Linked DNA regions of Homo sapiens: region 1 is linked to region 2. A link is an interaction called in ENCODE POLR2A ChIA-PET data of the cell type or tissue named here. Cell type or tissue: MCF 10A. All regions are shown on one strand.

Region 1 (8,000 bases), 530 kb after region 2:
TTATATCTGCAGTATACCATTGCTTTCCCAAGTCGCTGTGTCTGTGATGTGAGAGTGTCACAGACAACACAGTCTTGTTACAGAGTGTCTTTTCTGGCAATTTCAAGAAGGCACCAGCAAGGACTGAGAAGCACACAGTCTCTCCTCTTCTCTCTCTCTCAATCTCTCTCTCTCTTTTATTACAGTTTGGGTTAAATATAATACACTGGAGCCTTGCTATAACAACCAGTCTTTGCCACCAGCCACATAATTTATTTATGTACCTAGAAATATTCCTGTAAAATATCTATGTACTATAGATGGATAGATAAATGGTAACTGATAGCTGAAAGAAAAATAGTCTAGACCTCAGAGGAATCTAATAATTCAAACTTACTACAGACAGCCTGAAGATAGTTAACATACATAGTATTGATTATGTCAAGATTTAGTACTCTGGAAAAACCTCATAAAACACAACATTTTGCTATCACAGGGGTTTGAGAGACAGAGGCAATTAAAATGCAAGAAACACCGGTCTTGTTCATATGGAATTTTACAAATATTTCCAGGAATAATTTCATTGTCTCCCAAGAATAGATGTTTGGTTACAAATCTATCTTCTGAAAAACCAAAGAACACCTTTTGTTCATTAAAAAACAAAACAAAACGAAAAAAAAGGTGTCCCCTGAGAGCAGTATGCTCAGGGCTTACCCCCTCTGGTGTTTATGTTATAGCCCAAATGCATTCCCATTGAAGAAGGTGTCAGCTGTCATGCCATGTGACACCTCTAACTGAAAGGGTGCTTTGGCATTTCTGTAGACAAATTGTTCGTACACAGAAAGACGGGATGTTACTGTGAAGCATGATGATTATAAATGGACACCACACATTCTATCAGTTTTTCGCTGCTTATTTCTCCTTACTCTATTCTGTACCTAGGTGATCTCACTTTTTTCCAACTCTTCAAATATTGCTGATCTGCTACAGCTTCCAAAGTTACAGCTTTATCCTTGATTGTTTCTCTCTTGAGCCCCCTAGAATTTCAAGGCTTCCAGAGAATACTCCATTTGGGTGTCCTGATGGCATGACAAATTAAATTTTTAGAAGACAAATTCCTCCTCCTCCTCGTCCTTCCTGTACTCCATCCCCAACTCCTCCATTAGGTAATTCATGTTCAGAAATTACTCTTCCACTCCCTGCCTCATTGCTTTCAATGAATCAGCCTGGCTGCCCTGCAGACTTGCGTATGCATGGAAGAAGTTGATGGGATGGTCAGAATTGACTCAAGATATGAGATCTCACCCTACAGCTCTCACACAGTTTTTTTTACAACCTCCTCTCTGCTTGAAAAGCTCTCTGCCCATGCCTTTATCACAGATCTTAGCTCATCAATGTGTAACTAGTTGATTTATGTCTCTCCATTTTTGGTATTTGAACACCTCAAGGGTACAGAAAATGTAATCCAGATTTTTAGAGTATGTTTCTGAATAGGCTCCACTTAATTCATTTGGAAAATAGTCATTAAGCATCTACTGTGTGCTATGTGCTAAAGATACAATTGTAAAGATGACAGAACTGTCCCTCAAGCAGCTAGGGACCACAGACCAGAAGGGCAAAATGCTGTTATAGTGTAAGTTCAGACACCATATATAAAAGCACATGCAAAAGTGTTTAATCACCAGGAAGACAGAATGAAAAACAAGGCAGAGACTAAGGAGAGACAAGCTAAGTGCTTAAAGCACGACATTTAAGGAGACATAAACTCTTAGAGCCATGCAAGTGTAGGGTGAGCACCTGAGATGAGCACATCCTTAAATCTTGTTTCCTAGGCACCTCATCCTAGCCCTGGCCCTGATGGAAAACTTATAACTTGCCCATATATACTAAGAGTCATTTGTAAAACTATCCCAGTGAAGATTGGTAGAGCCTTAGGGACCAGGATCCTCTCTAATGGGAAATTAAATACTTTATGGGATGTGAACAGACTCTCTTTTATTAAAGGGAGCACTTGGGAGATTAAGCATAATTACTTTAGATAGGTTGGTAAGTAAAACCACCACAAATCCAAGAATGATAAAAATTAGAGTAAAACATGTGCTTACACAGTTCCAGTAAGGGTACACATTTGAAAGAGAGATGGTATAGAATAGTGGTTAGGGCAACGGCCTGTAGTGCTCTTTTACTAGCTACCTTTCTATTCCTTAGCAGTTTCCTCATCTGGAAAATGGCAATAATAACTCCCTATTTTATAGGTTTGCTGCAGAGATCAATTAATTAAATTTTATAGGATTGTGGCAAAGAGTTAATCTATGTAAAGAGCTTAGAAAAGTGCCAGGCACACTGTGAACATCCAATGAATGTTAACTTGTCTTATTATTCTTTCATTCCTCTAACTCTTCTTAGTGTGTACTCCTATAAAGAACAATAGTTAGAATTTTAAGGACTCTTGATTTGCTATCTGAGGGCATCTTGAGGAATTAGGTGAGATATTTATACAACTGCCCTCAGGATATCCTGCAAAGATACCTTCAACTAGCATGTTTCTCAGTTATCCTCTTCTCCTTTCTCAACCTTCCATTCTGGAGTTTCCTATCATAATGAATGACAATAAGATTTATTTGTTTTTATTTACATTACCCAGTTTTAATCCTCTACTTTGCAACTGGTATCTATTTATTATATGTGTGTGCATATGTGTGTATGTGTGAGTGTGTTTAGCAATTTGCCTCTCAATGAAAATGTAAACTCCCATGAGGTCACAGTCTTGTTCGTGCTGTATTGCCTACACTTAGTACAACAGCAGGCACTCAAATATTTTTAAACAAATGATCAAATGAGTTCATGAATTTTCAACTTCTCTCATTCCTTGCCTCTTACTCTACATTAACTGATATAAATCCTGTCAATTCAATCTCCTGAATATCATTCACACTTGGTTCTGTCCACACCACCACCACTGTATCTCAAGCCATCATCATCTTCCACCGGTATTACTAGAACGATATATTGCCTGTTCCCCTTCCTCAAGTCTCCCATTTCTCCAAAACAGTCTTCTTAGTGCAATCTGAGTGCTGTAGTGCTCTTACTAACATGAAAATCAACCACATTCTTCCACTGCTTACAGCACTTCAAAGCAATCCAAAAAGCTCGTGTGCTGGATTATTCTATTTGTATAATATTCTAAAAATAAATTACAAAACTAAAAAGAATGAGAACAGATTTAGTGGATTCCAGAGGACAGAGATGGGGTGGTGCAACTGAAAGGGAGCAACCTAAAAGATTTCCTTCATGGTAATGAAATAGTTCTGCATCTTGATTGATTAGTGGTCCCATGGATGTATACATGGAATCAAATTTCATAGAACTGCAAACACACACACACACACACACACACACACACACACACACACACCATTAGTGATTTAAAAACAGGTCAAATAAGATCTATAGTCTAGTTAACAGCATTGTATCGATGTCAGTTTCCTGGTTTTGATATTGTGCTATAGTTACATGGGATGTCACCATTGGAGGAAGCTGGGTGAAGTTTATGGCCTCTGTGCACTATTTTTGCAATATCCTATAATTTTCTTTAATTCTAAAAAAAAAAATTTCAAAGAATCATCATTGCCCTTAAGGAAAAACAAATCCAGCCGCATCATCCTGATTCACAAGACTGAAGAGCCTGACCTCAGATTGCATCTAAAGCTTCATTGTTTGCCACTCATGTGATTTGGTTGTAAGTGGGCCAGTGAATCCTAATTCATTTTATCCTGTTGTTTTATTCATTTAAAGATCTAAAATAGTTTTAAATGAATATTTAAAAACAAAAATAAATACCATGCCTTATATTCTTGGTGGATGCATCATCAGTTAGCTATCATAGCATAACAAACTACCCAAAACTCAGAATCTTAAAAGAACAGTCTTATATTATCACTCAGGTCATTGTGTCACCTGGGCTCGCTTATGCATCTATGGTCAGCTGTGGATCACTCTTTGCTAGCCACTGTTCAGCTAGCTATAGGCATTTCTAAAATGGCCTTAGCTGAAACAACTAAGCCCTTCCACATGGTGTCTAATCCTCGGCAGACTATTCACACAGCTGTAGCAAGGTTCCAAGAGAAGAAGGAAGTGCTCGAAGCCAGAATGGTGTGTGGTCACTTTCACCAAGTTCTTTGGCCAAAGTATGTTAAAAAGCCAATCTGTATTCAGGAGGTAGAAAAATGGAAGCCATCTCTTGGGAGGAACCACAAAATCACATTGCAAAAGATGTGGACACAGTGTGAAAAATTGGGGCAACAACTACTAAAATCCTCTAAGTCATCAAAACGTGAATAATGTACTTCCCACTATAATACAAAATGCTAAGGTTCTGAATGAAATCACAAACGTATTTCTAACCTGAATTCAATATATTGAAAGACTGCATGATAAGGAGCAATGGAAAATTACCATCATTTACAGACAAATAAATGTTCTTCATCCTGCTAAGCTTCCGCACTTGGCAAATCTTTAAAAATCTGGTGCTTTCTTCCTTCAGCCCTCTTCTAGATTTAGTTTCTTTTTTATTTCTTGTTCAGTTTCAGTCTTACTGAAGCAGCTTAGCATTCAATCTGCAGCCACCTACTCCCAGGGAGAGCCATTGTTTAATATTAATGTTCACCTAAATTGAAGCAACGCCCTGCTGCCTTCACAGCCATTCAAGGAGAAATTCTCACCCTCAGAGAGAGGTAGGTAAGGATGACGTTGCTGCCCTCATTTTGTCCTTAGGGTGCAGCAGACCGAAGAGGGAACTGCCAGATGGAGGTGGGGAATTTGATTCTGCTGCCTGAGTCAATGTGAATTGCAAAACTCTAATCATCTGTGTGGGCAGGAAGTCACCTAGGCACTTCAGCTGGTGGGCGCCCATGTGAAAGGGAGATAATTATCAATGTCACTTCTAAGACACGAAGGTCCTATGGAAAGAAATAGATTCTACTAGCATATTGCACGGAGCCTATTGAAGTGCAGACAGTGATTTGTAAAATGTTATGGGAGCAGTAGAGCAGGCTTAAATGAAATTCAGCGGCAGGCAATTAGTTGATAAAATAACTATTTTCTTGTGCTTTGGACTCTATGAAGTAACATGACTTTAAATTTTGGATGACAAGTCATTTCTGTGTATTAAAATGAAAATGCTACTTTTCCCAAGTAGCATTTACTCTGTGAACTTCTTTATATCAATGTTACAGGTAAAGAGAGAAAAAGAATAAAGTGTGCCTGCTTGCTTACCCGCCTGACACAATGTTCTGGGAAAGGAAACAATGTTCTCTCCCTAAAAAGTCTCTTTCCAGGATCAACTTCAGCTGCAAATAAAGTAAGAAAAATTGTGGATTATATAAAGTCAAGTCTACTAGGACTAACGTTTGTCTTTGTTCCCATCTATATTCTTCAATGGTAATTTTTTTTTCATCTTGACTAAAGATAGACTTGCGGCAACTAGCACAGTTTTCATTATCTATACAATCATCAAAGCTATCAATACTGCTATATTTAAGCATATCAAAAATTTATTTATGTGGAAAACAGAAGCCATATTTTACCTTGGTATCTAGATCTCTTTTGGTAGAGGAAGAAGGTGCATTTTTTCATATCTTGATAAGATTTCAATACTCAAATCGTGATAAAATCTCAACTACTACTCTTATACTTCCAAGCGTTAGTACATAAGTATTATACAAAATGCCAGGAACTCAGTAAATGGAGACATTATACAAATAAATGGATTTAGGATTATGGACTGCTTCTCAGTGTTTTGTTAGGCTTGACACATGACAGACACACCGGATTGTTCAAAGAAGGGCAGGATGTAATTTATGGGCCAGCCTATGTTGTGGCATATGGACATCTTGTTCCTGTTAAATGAGTCAAGCTAGACACAAAAATCTCTTGTAAATATGCATGGGTGATGCAGCTCCTGATAAATAGTTCAACAGGATCTGAGGCAGTTTATTACCCTAAACTCTTATACTTCCAAGCGTTAGTACATAGGTATCATACAAAATGCCAGGAACTCAGTAAATGGAGACATTATACAAATAAATGGATTTAGGATTATGGACTGCTTCTCAGTGTTTAGTTAGTCCAACAGGATCTGAGGCAGTTTAGGGTAATAAATTTCCTCAGATCCTGTTGGACTATTTACTGGGAGCTAGGGTAATACAATTGCACAAAAACAGCTCTATATATCATAGCAAATATCAGTAGTTTATAATTTTCAAAGCATTTTTTATTAAGGTAGAAAATCTTTGCAATAGCCCAATGAGGTAGATGATGAGTTAATTGTAGGTACCTGAGGTTCAAAAGATTGAGGTTGCCCCTGCCAGACCCCTCAGTTTGCAAATAAGTGGTTAAGCCATGATCCCAAACTTGGTTTTCTTTCCAAATTTAGTTTTCTTTCTACTGATATCATCCTGGTAAAATAAGAAAAACAAAATTCAGCCCTTCCCTCCCCACCCACAACCCTCTAAGAAGCAGTTGAAAATTTAAAATGGTATTAAAATTAAATGGAATTGACTGGGTTAAAAGGCAAAGTTCATTGTAACAGAAATGTTTGCCTAGTTATTTTTATTTTTATTTTTATTTTGAGACGGAGTCTCGCTCTGTCGCCCAGGCTGGAGTGCAGTGGCGCGATCTTGGCTCACTGCAAGCTCCGCCTCCTGGGTTCACGCCATTCTCCTGCCTCAGCCTCCCGAGTAGCTGTGACTACAGGCGCCCGCCACCACACCTGACTAATTTTTTGTATTTTTCATAGAGATGGGGTTTCACCGTATTAGCCAGGATGGTCTCGATCTCCTGACCTCGTGATCTGCCCACCTCGGCCTCCCAAAGTGCTGGGATTACAGGCGTGAGCCACCACGCCCGGCCTGTCTAGTTATTTTTAATTGTCACTAACATCCTTTGAGGCAAGGAGGATAAGGAATATGTCCCACATGACAAGGGAGGAAACAGTCCTGCTGGTGAAGCACTGTGACACTTTGGCGACTTTGACGCCACTCTGCTCTTCTTGCCAATTCAGGACTAGGAGGCATCCTATCCTGCCTTTCACCATAGAGCAAACCCCAGAGAGTGCTGGGGTGAATTTCTCTGGAAATGAGATCCCAGGACTGTGTTGTATAGGTTGTAACTCTGAAAGTGATACGTGCTGCCTAAAAGGGCCAGCTTTCAACTCTCCACTTCTAAAAATACTCCTCCTAATAGAGAAATTTAACTGAAGTCCAAACCTTCCATTCCACAATGAAAGAACCTGCAGCTAATAGCTCGCTGGAGTTCATTTACCCATTGAGGTTGAGTTTCTGGCACTTTCTAGAGCTCTTTGGGTATAGGCATCTCTCCCATGTCTCACAGATTTGGGTGGAGATAAAGTGAAATAGTCAAGTGCCTGACTTTATATACCAAGATTAGGTACCCCATAAGTGTTTACTCCCTTCTCTTCCGATTCCACTCAACTGTTCCTTGCTACTCCTCTCTTGAAAATACTCTCTAGCCTGGGGGCCACTCACTGATACCTAAACTCTTCAGGAACATACCTCATAGCCTTTGCCCATGCTGGTCGATACACCTGCAATGTCCTTCTTCCTGCCTCTGCTTGGAAATGTAAGTCCTGTCTCTCACATTCTGTATGAAGTTTTTAGAAGCTTCTCCCATTATAAGCACAAACCCCCAGCCCCTAGCCTTCCTCCACTGGTCACATCCTGAGAGAAGTGCATCGTGTTGGTTAATCACATATCCGCCTGTAAAGAAGTTCTGAGCTCAATAAGTATTTATTGGATTAAATTTAGGCGAAGTCATCAAGTAGGCTAAGAGTTACCTGAGGAGAGAAAGACAAAACAAGGGAATGGTGGAAAAAACAAAAAAAAAAATTTAATCTACTTAAACCATTGTCTTGAGCCATGTCTAAATGCATATTTGGACCCATTTTCATAAATTTCTATAAAGTCCTTGTTTCCATGACAGAGTGAAATAGCCACACACAGTAA
Region 2 (8,000 bases):
ATCCTCCTACCTACATGTCTTCATTCACTCCCCTTACCCTGCTCCTTGTAATCCCTGTATTATTTTCTATCTCTATATATTTATTTTTTTTTTAGATTTCACGTATAAGTGAGATCATGCAATATTTTCATTTTTTTTGGCTTATTTCACTTGGCACAGTGTCCTCCAGGCTCATCCATATTGTGGTAAATGACAAGATCTCATTCTTCCTTTAGGGTGGAATCATATTCTATTATATATATGTACCACAGTTTTTTTATCCATTTGTCCAATGATGGACACAGGATTTTTCCTTATCTTGGCTATTGTTAGTAATGCTACAATGAACATGAGTGCAGGTATCTTTATGATGTATTGACTTCATTCCCTTTGGGTATAAATGCAGAAGATGGAATTACTGGGTCACATGTTAATTCTGTTTTTATTTTATTTTATTTTTTTAGAAATCACCATACTGTTTTCTATAATGGTGGCACCAATATATATTCCCACCAACAGTGCACAAGCATTCCCTTTCTCCACGTCCTTGTCAATATTTATCTTTTAACTTTTTGATAATAGTCATCCTAACAGTTGTGCAGTGGCATCATGAGTGGTTTTGATGTGTATTTCCCTGATGACTAATGATGTTGAGCACCATTTTATATATCTGTCAGCCATTTTTATGTCTTCTATGGAGGAATGTTTATTCAGGTCTTTTGCCTATATTTTATTTGAACTATTTGTCCACTATTTTTAATATTTTTCACTATTAAGTTGTATGAGTTTTTTAAATTGGATATTAATCCCTTACCTCCCTTGGTTTCCAAATATTTTTCCCAATTTATAGACTGATGTTTCCATTTGTTAATTATTTCCTTTATTGTGTAGAAGCTTTTGTTGTTTGACATGGGACCATTTGTTTACTTTTGTATTTGTGGCCTGAGTGTAATATCAAAAGAAAAATTATTGCCAAGGCCAATGTTCAGAAGCTATTTCTCTATGTTCTCTTCTAGGAGTTATATAGTTTCTGGTCTACCATGCAGGTCTTTAATCCATTTTGAATTGATTTTTGAGTATGGTGTAAGGGTCCAATCTCATTGTTTGTATGTAGAAATCTAGTTTTCCCAGAACCATTTGTTGAAGAAACTCTCCTTTCTATGTTGTGTCCTTTTGGTGACCTTGTTAAAAATCCATTGACTGTATATGCTTGGATTTATTTCTTGGCTTTCTATCTTCTATGCATCTGTTTTCATGCCAGCATCATACTGTTTTGCTTATTATAGCTTTATAATATAATTTTAAATGAAGTGTGATGCCTCCTACTTTGTTTTTCTTAGATTGCTTCATTTAAATCAGTGCTATGTAAAATTGTTCTGCTATGAAATAACACACATAATTTGTTTGTTCATCAGTTTATTCACTCATTCAACAAATATACATAAATTTTTCTCCAATCCATCCTTCCTTCTTTCCTTCCTTCCTTCCTTCCTTCCATCTTTCCTTCCTTTCCCAATTCTAGTTGTTCTCATCAAACCCTTGCTCCTCTAATTAGGATATTTTAGTGGGCTTAATATATAATAGTTATTTCCTATCCCTTCAGGTTTAGAACCAATGGAGAGAGAATCACAGAAGTTGGGCAAATGAGCATCAAATTACCCACTTTATAAAGTTCTCTGAAGAATATAACTTGCAATATGCTCATGCTTTACTCCAGAATTCAATTTACTTACCCAGTCATAGTCTGAACTAGAAAACCATCAGTTTTTCCAGCAGAAAACGTAAGGCACAGAGGAATAGAGTAAGTGTGCTTCTGGGGATCAAGCTCATGTCCAAACAGGAATGAGCTTGTAGAACAAGCTTATCCAACCCTCGGCTTGTGGGCCGCATGTGGCTCAGGTTTTGAATGCAGCCCAACTCAAATTTGTAAACTTTCTTAAAACATTATGGGATATTTTTCGATTTTTTTTTTTTTTTTTGCTCAAGAGCTATTACTAATGTTAGTGTATTTTATGTGTGGCCTAAGACGATTCTTCTTCCAGTGTGCCCCAAGGAAGCCAAAAGATTGGACACCCCTGGAAACTCATCAGTCAGAGGAGATGTGAGTGAGAGGCCTCAAGTGACCCTTTCTGGAAATTCTTCCATATGAAAACATGGGAGGAGGGAGGTGAGTGTTCTATCCTGATGCCTATGAGTTATGAAGAAAGAGAAGGATTTTAACAATCTCTTTAACAAATCTTCTCATTTAATGGAATAGGAAAAGAGGGGGAATAAATTGCTCAAACTCTCACAATGAGATAGGGGTAAAACCAGGACTAGATGCCAATTTTTATGGATGTCAGCCCAACGATATTCCATAAAGTATTTGGCAATCTGGCAAAACTCAATCTGCATTTTAAAAATATAGCCAAAATTTGGGATTAGCAAAAATGTGGTGTTTTTTTTTTTGGTCAGGACACTGTTTTTTAAAATTAACAATGATTATTTTTCATACTCATGGTTTACATTTAAAGTGTTTACATTTAAAGGGTGAATAATTTTTTTGTCCTGTTTTGCAGAGAAGAAATCTATTTTATAAGGAACTTCCATTTGTATTATTTCAGATTACAATGCATTAGGATTAATATAGTTGAAACTTGGCCTGAGAAGAAAGAGGGGAGGCTAAATGCCAAGAGCTAAATTCCACAGCTATGACCATTTTCGTGAGCTGATTCACTCCTGTTTGTACTTTGGAGGAAGAAGCTTGGAATACAGAGAAGCATGCAGGCAGCAACCCAGGTTAACTGCTTTGAAGAACTCACAGTATAGTGAAGAAATTGGCTAAAATACCCTATAATTTTTATGTAATGATTTTGCATTACACTAGGAAGAGAAAGGCAGTTTTGCAAAATTTCTTTGTTAGGAGAGGAGGAGGGTGTGGTGCAGTAAAAAGAAGGACAGAGGCAATGCTTATTGTTTATGGTTGCTTGTCATTTCATAGGTTTCCTATGTAGGAACCACATGTGCAAAAATGGCAAAAGAAAGAGAGGAGCAAGAGATCCGCTTATGATAATCCAACAAAACGATAACTGGAACAGAAAAGAAAACGACGGCCAATCAAACCCCTGAGTGACTCCACATTGTCTTTAATTCTCCTCTAATCAAAGAGCAGCACACAGTTGTGAGAGGTGGTCCGAGCCGGGGAGATTATGCAGAGAGTGACTCCATTCAGAGAAATTTTGGCATGATTCCTAACCTCTTAGCCTGAGGGAGAATTTCTTAAATTTTATTTGTGGTTCTCACCTGAGAGAATTGATGCCTTCAAGAGAGCACCAGACAGAGGCTAAACAGACATGCAATAAAATTATCCTCCTTGGATGGGTCAGGAGCTGGCTGATAACTTACTCTAAGCCTACATCAATCAGGGAGCAGCAGGGGCATCCACAGTCAAGGAGAGCTGAAGGTGGCAGGGCGTACAGCCGCAGATCATCTTAAATAAAGATATAGAAGGCAGACTCTCATAAAAGAAACCATAAATGAAACAATGAATAACGACTTCTGTTTATCATTCTCTATTGTTTGCAACTTTCACAATAAGCGTGTATTGTTTTCTTAAATAAATAGCAAACAATAAACTCATATTGATATGGCATCAATTTTCACTGAATACCCTAAGAGGAAGCCATGTTTTTCCTGCGTTTTGTAAAGCTTACAGGTGGATTTCTTTTTTCTTTTCTTAAAAAGAGTACATTCGGACTGATCAGTGAGTTCATGCATCTGGGTAAATGGATAAGCAAATATTAAATTTGACATCACTGTTTTCATTATTACTCATTTCAGAAATTCAGGTTTATAAAATGCATTCTAGCTGAGTTTTAAAAAGATCAGACTATCTTGTGGTCATTGAAATTTATGGAACTCTGTCTAATACCCTCAACTGGATTAGATTTTAGCTCTACAAACAGCCTTATTTCTTAAGAGCTAGGACCTGAAATTAAATTATAAATTGATACTATCAATAGCAGAAATGTTATCTTGAGCCTGGAAGGCCAGAAGGCTGATTGAATCTCATTCATCACAGATGCACTTTGCTAGTGATGGCTGTGTTTGGGCACAAGGGTGTGTTTATGTGTTATAACCAGTGGGTTGGTTAGCTGAGCTGGTTAGCACACAGTGCAAATGGGTGCAGCAGGAAATGCTCTATGGCTCCTTAAGCCAGTTTCCTTTGCTTTGCTTAGTGATGATTAATGGTGATCCAGATCCTACATGGTGGTTTCATTTCCCACTGATGAGCCCAATAATAGAACCAACTTTACGCATGAAAAACTTAAAGCTATTTTTTAATAGATTCAAGGAGGTACAAAATCTAATAAAAGTCAAATAGATCAATGCTTCAATGTGCTTATAGGCCTTTTTTAAGTTCCCACAGAGAACTTTCCATGTTCACTGTCTCATTTTTACAAAACTCTATGCCTTGTTCCATTTGAATCACAAATAGTGACATCCTTGAACTAGACCTAAAATGACTGTCAACTAAAACCCAACCATTTACAGAATAGTCCATGGCCCTAATGAGGGAGCCTACCGTGAGAGCTGGGCTCAAAAATTAAGTAGCAAATCTGATAAGATCTTCTCTTTTAGGGGATTTTAAGTATAAAATACACGGAGAGGGACACAATCACATGGGTGATGCACAAGAGAAGGTAGCAAGAAGAAGGAATAATCCAGTAGAAATTATGAGGTAGCAGATGTTACGAACAAGGAAGAATTGTGTGGCAGATTGCAGAGTAGAGAATATTTCATCAGGAGCAGCCAGAACAACAGCAGGAAGGTGCAACGGAGAGTAGCTGGATAACCATGCTGAGTAATGCATAAAGGAAGTCTTTACGGCCATGTTATAAAGTGAATGGCATTTCTCTTCTCCACTATGCCCAACTTTGTTAATGTGGAAGGATGCTGAAACTTATTCTATACTCTTGGAAGCCTGGCTATGCAGCTGTTTCCAATCTCTTTTACTTCTTTGTGCACCCCTTATAATAAAACTCTATCAGTTGAGGTTTTCTGAGGGCAAATTTGTGCTTGCTACCTGAAGGGTCTTAATATGCAAACATTACTGTATTTGCAGGAAAGAAAGTATTTTATTGCCCTAGAAGTTAGTTTTTTATTTTTATAGATTTAGGGTTACAAATGTTGTTGTGTTACATGGTGTATTGCATAGTGCTGAAATCTGAACTTTTAGTGTACCCACCACCTGAATAGTGTGCATTGTATCCATAAGAAGTCTTTCAACACTTACCCCTGTACCCCTGCAACTCTACTATATTTTGGAGTCTCCAATGTCTCTCTCTCTATCTCTCTCTTTTTTTGGAGACAGATTCTTGCTCTGTTGCCCACGCTGGAGTGCAGCAGTGTGATCTTGGCTCACTGCAACCTCTGCCTCCCAGGTTCAAATGATTCTCCTGCCTCAGTCTCCCAAGTAGCTGGGACTACAGGCATGCACCACCACGCCAGGCTAATTTTGTATTTTTAGTAGAGACAGGATTTTACCATGTTGGCCAGGTTGGTCTCAAATTCCTGACCTCAGGTGATGTGCCTGCCTTGGCCTCCCCAAGTGCTGGGATTACAGGTGTGAGCCACTGTGCCTGGCCCCTCCAATGTCTTTTATTCCACTCTGTATGTCTATGTGTACACATTGTTTAGCTCCCACTTATAAGTGGGAGCATGTGCCTTTTGACTTTCTCTTTCTGGGTCACTTCACTTAGGAAAATGGCTGGAATTAATTAACCTAAGTGGATAATTGGAATATTACATAACTGATAATATTTGATCGTGGCTCTATAGGTGGTATTTAGGAGAAATTTAATAAAGAAATAAGTACACATTCAAATAGTGCTGGGACAATCAATGTGTAGAAGTGCTTGAGATAAAGATACTACCTAGTTTACTGATTATGTCTCTATATTTTCTTATTGGAAAGATATTAGAAATCAAAGCAAGTTATTATGTCAGTCCGAGGTGTGGAGGTTGATAAAAGCCTTCCACGTGTTTGTCACTTGAAGGCTACATTTAGGTATAATGGAACTCAATTAAAACAAACCTGGCTTTATACTCAAAAATCAATTTTGCATATCATGTTTTATATATTTGATTCTGTATCTATAGGAAGGTTAGAATTTGACATTAATTCATAAACTAGAAGGGCACATAAAAGAATAATGTGGTGAGAAGCCCTTACCACTCATAACTATGAGATGAATGGAGGATAAAAAATAACATCCTAACTTAAAAAATTAAACAAGTTTCTTTTTACAGGATAAATGAAACATTAATAAATGCTATGATTGTGTTAATTTGAAAATAACATTTTTGTGACAGGGTTTTGTTCTGTTGCCCAGGCTAGAGTGCAGCAATCATAGCTCACTTGAACTCCTGGCCTCAAGCAATACTTTTGCCTCAGTCTCCCAAAATGCTGGAATCATAGGGGTGAACTACTGTGCCTAGCCTGAAAATAACATTTCTTTGGTTAATTGCTGTTTCAACTAAAAACTGAGACATAGGATGAATGGTTCTTTGTCTTAGCTGGGTTGGCTGTGGATGGAGTTTTGCAGAGTCAGTTAAAATATCCAGACAGGGACAGCAATGGCATTGGCAGAATCAGTTAAAACAGTAGCAGTGAAGGACAGAGAGGCACATGTGGTGTCCATTGCCATTTGCATTGGGAATAGACCCTGATGTAAGATTAGCAGCAGCATCAATAGCCTCAGAAAAATAGCTGTCAACTATAGAAGGAGCATCAGGATCTACTCCGAAGGCAGAGAGGGATTACTTCACCTGACAGTACATCTGCACTTAAAAGGTCAAAAACAACCTCTGTTGTTGAGAGTACTAGTGGTTCTAGGGGGAATGAAGTCTCAGTAACACACACTGTGGGGTGTGTGTGGATGGGTGGAGGGGGCCTTAGGGAGGACGAGGAGAGAGGAAGGGAGTAAGGAGGAACAATGCAAATATCTGTGCTGATAACCCAAGACCTTGAATTATCCCCGCTCAATTTAACTGGAGGATGGGAAGAGATTATAGAAGCAAACATAACATGGAAAGAAAACATAACTAGATTTTCTTTCTCTTCTCCCTTTTCCTTCCTTCCTTCCTTTACTCCATCTCTTTGTCTTTCTATTCTAAACATTTTTAAACTTTTTATTTTGAAGCAATTTTACACTTACAAAAATGTTATAAAAATAATACTTGTAATGTTCCTATACCTCTCCTTTACTGTTAACATCATATAATTAAAGTATAGTTATCCAAACCAGGAAGTTAATGTTGATGCAATATCACTAAGTAGTCTACAGGTTGTATTTGAATTACGCCAATTGCCCCACTAGTGTATTTTTCATGGTTCTAGGTTCAACCTAGGATCTCACATTGCATTTAGGTGGCATGTATCCTTAGCCCCAAATCTGGTGACTTTTGTGACTCTTCTTATTTGTGTCTCATGAACCTTTCAGTTCTGAAGACTACTGGTTAGTTATTTCATTTGATTTGATTAGAATTGAAGTTATGCATTTTTGACAACAATGTAACAGTAGTGATGTTGGACCCTTCCCAGTGTGTCATATTTAAAGGTACAAGGTTTTGGTGTGTCTTATTACTGGTGATGTTAACTTTAATCATTTGGTTTAGGTGGCATCTGCCAGGTTTCTCCACTGTGAAGTTACAATTTTCTCCTTTAAATTAATAAGCACCTTGTGGGAAGATAATTTGAGACTCTACAAATATCCTGTTCATCATGATACATTTACCATCTAATTTTAGCATCCAAGGATGATTCTTACCTATAACAATGATTACTGTGGTATTTGACAAATGATGATTTTTCTGTTTTCATTGTCCTGTTTTTATTAATTGAAATACTCCTGTAAAGAAGACTTTCTCTCCCATTTATTTATTTATATGGATTTGCTTTTATCTCCAACCAAACTCTCCCCTCAATTCAAATTAATACCTCCCCTAGGCCGTGTCACCTTTTCTTTCCTGGGGGCCTG

The links. ChIA-PET counts read pairs that join two places held together with the same protein. Peaks named below come from ENCODE experiments on the same cell type or tissue, not always from the same donor. Only the 100,000 strongest peaks of a DNase experiment are listed, where the experiment ranks them.
Region 1: POLR2A ChIA-PET joins it to region 2 with 5 read pairs; 2 of 35 experiments call an interaction of 5 or more read pairs at or near these places.

What each region holds. Positions count from the first base shown.
Region 1 is chr13:74,974,015-74,982,014 of GRCh38, forward strand. No RefSeq gene overlaps it. Among named protein-coding and RNA genes, the nearest start is that of LINC01078, 260 kb to the right of the region's middle. In MCF 10A, no CTCF peak of the experiment used is centred here; no DNase peak of the experiment used is centred here.
Region 2 is chr13:74,441,139-74,449,138 of GRCh38, forward strand. No RefSeq gene overlaps it. Among named protein-coding and RNA genes, the nearest start is that of LINC00381, 26 kb to the left of the region's middle. In MCF 10A, no CTCF peak of the experiment used is centred here; DNase peaks (open chromatin) are centred at 2,693 and 3,213.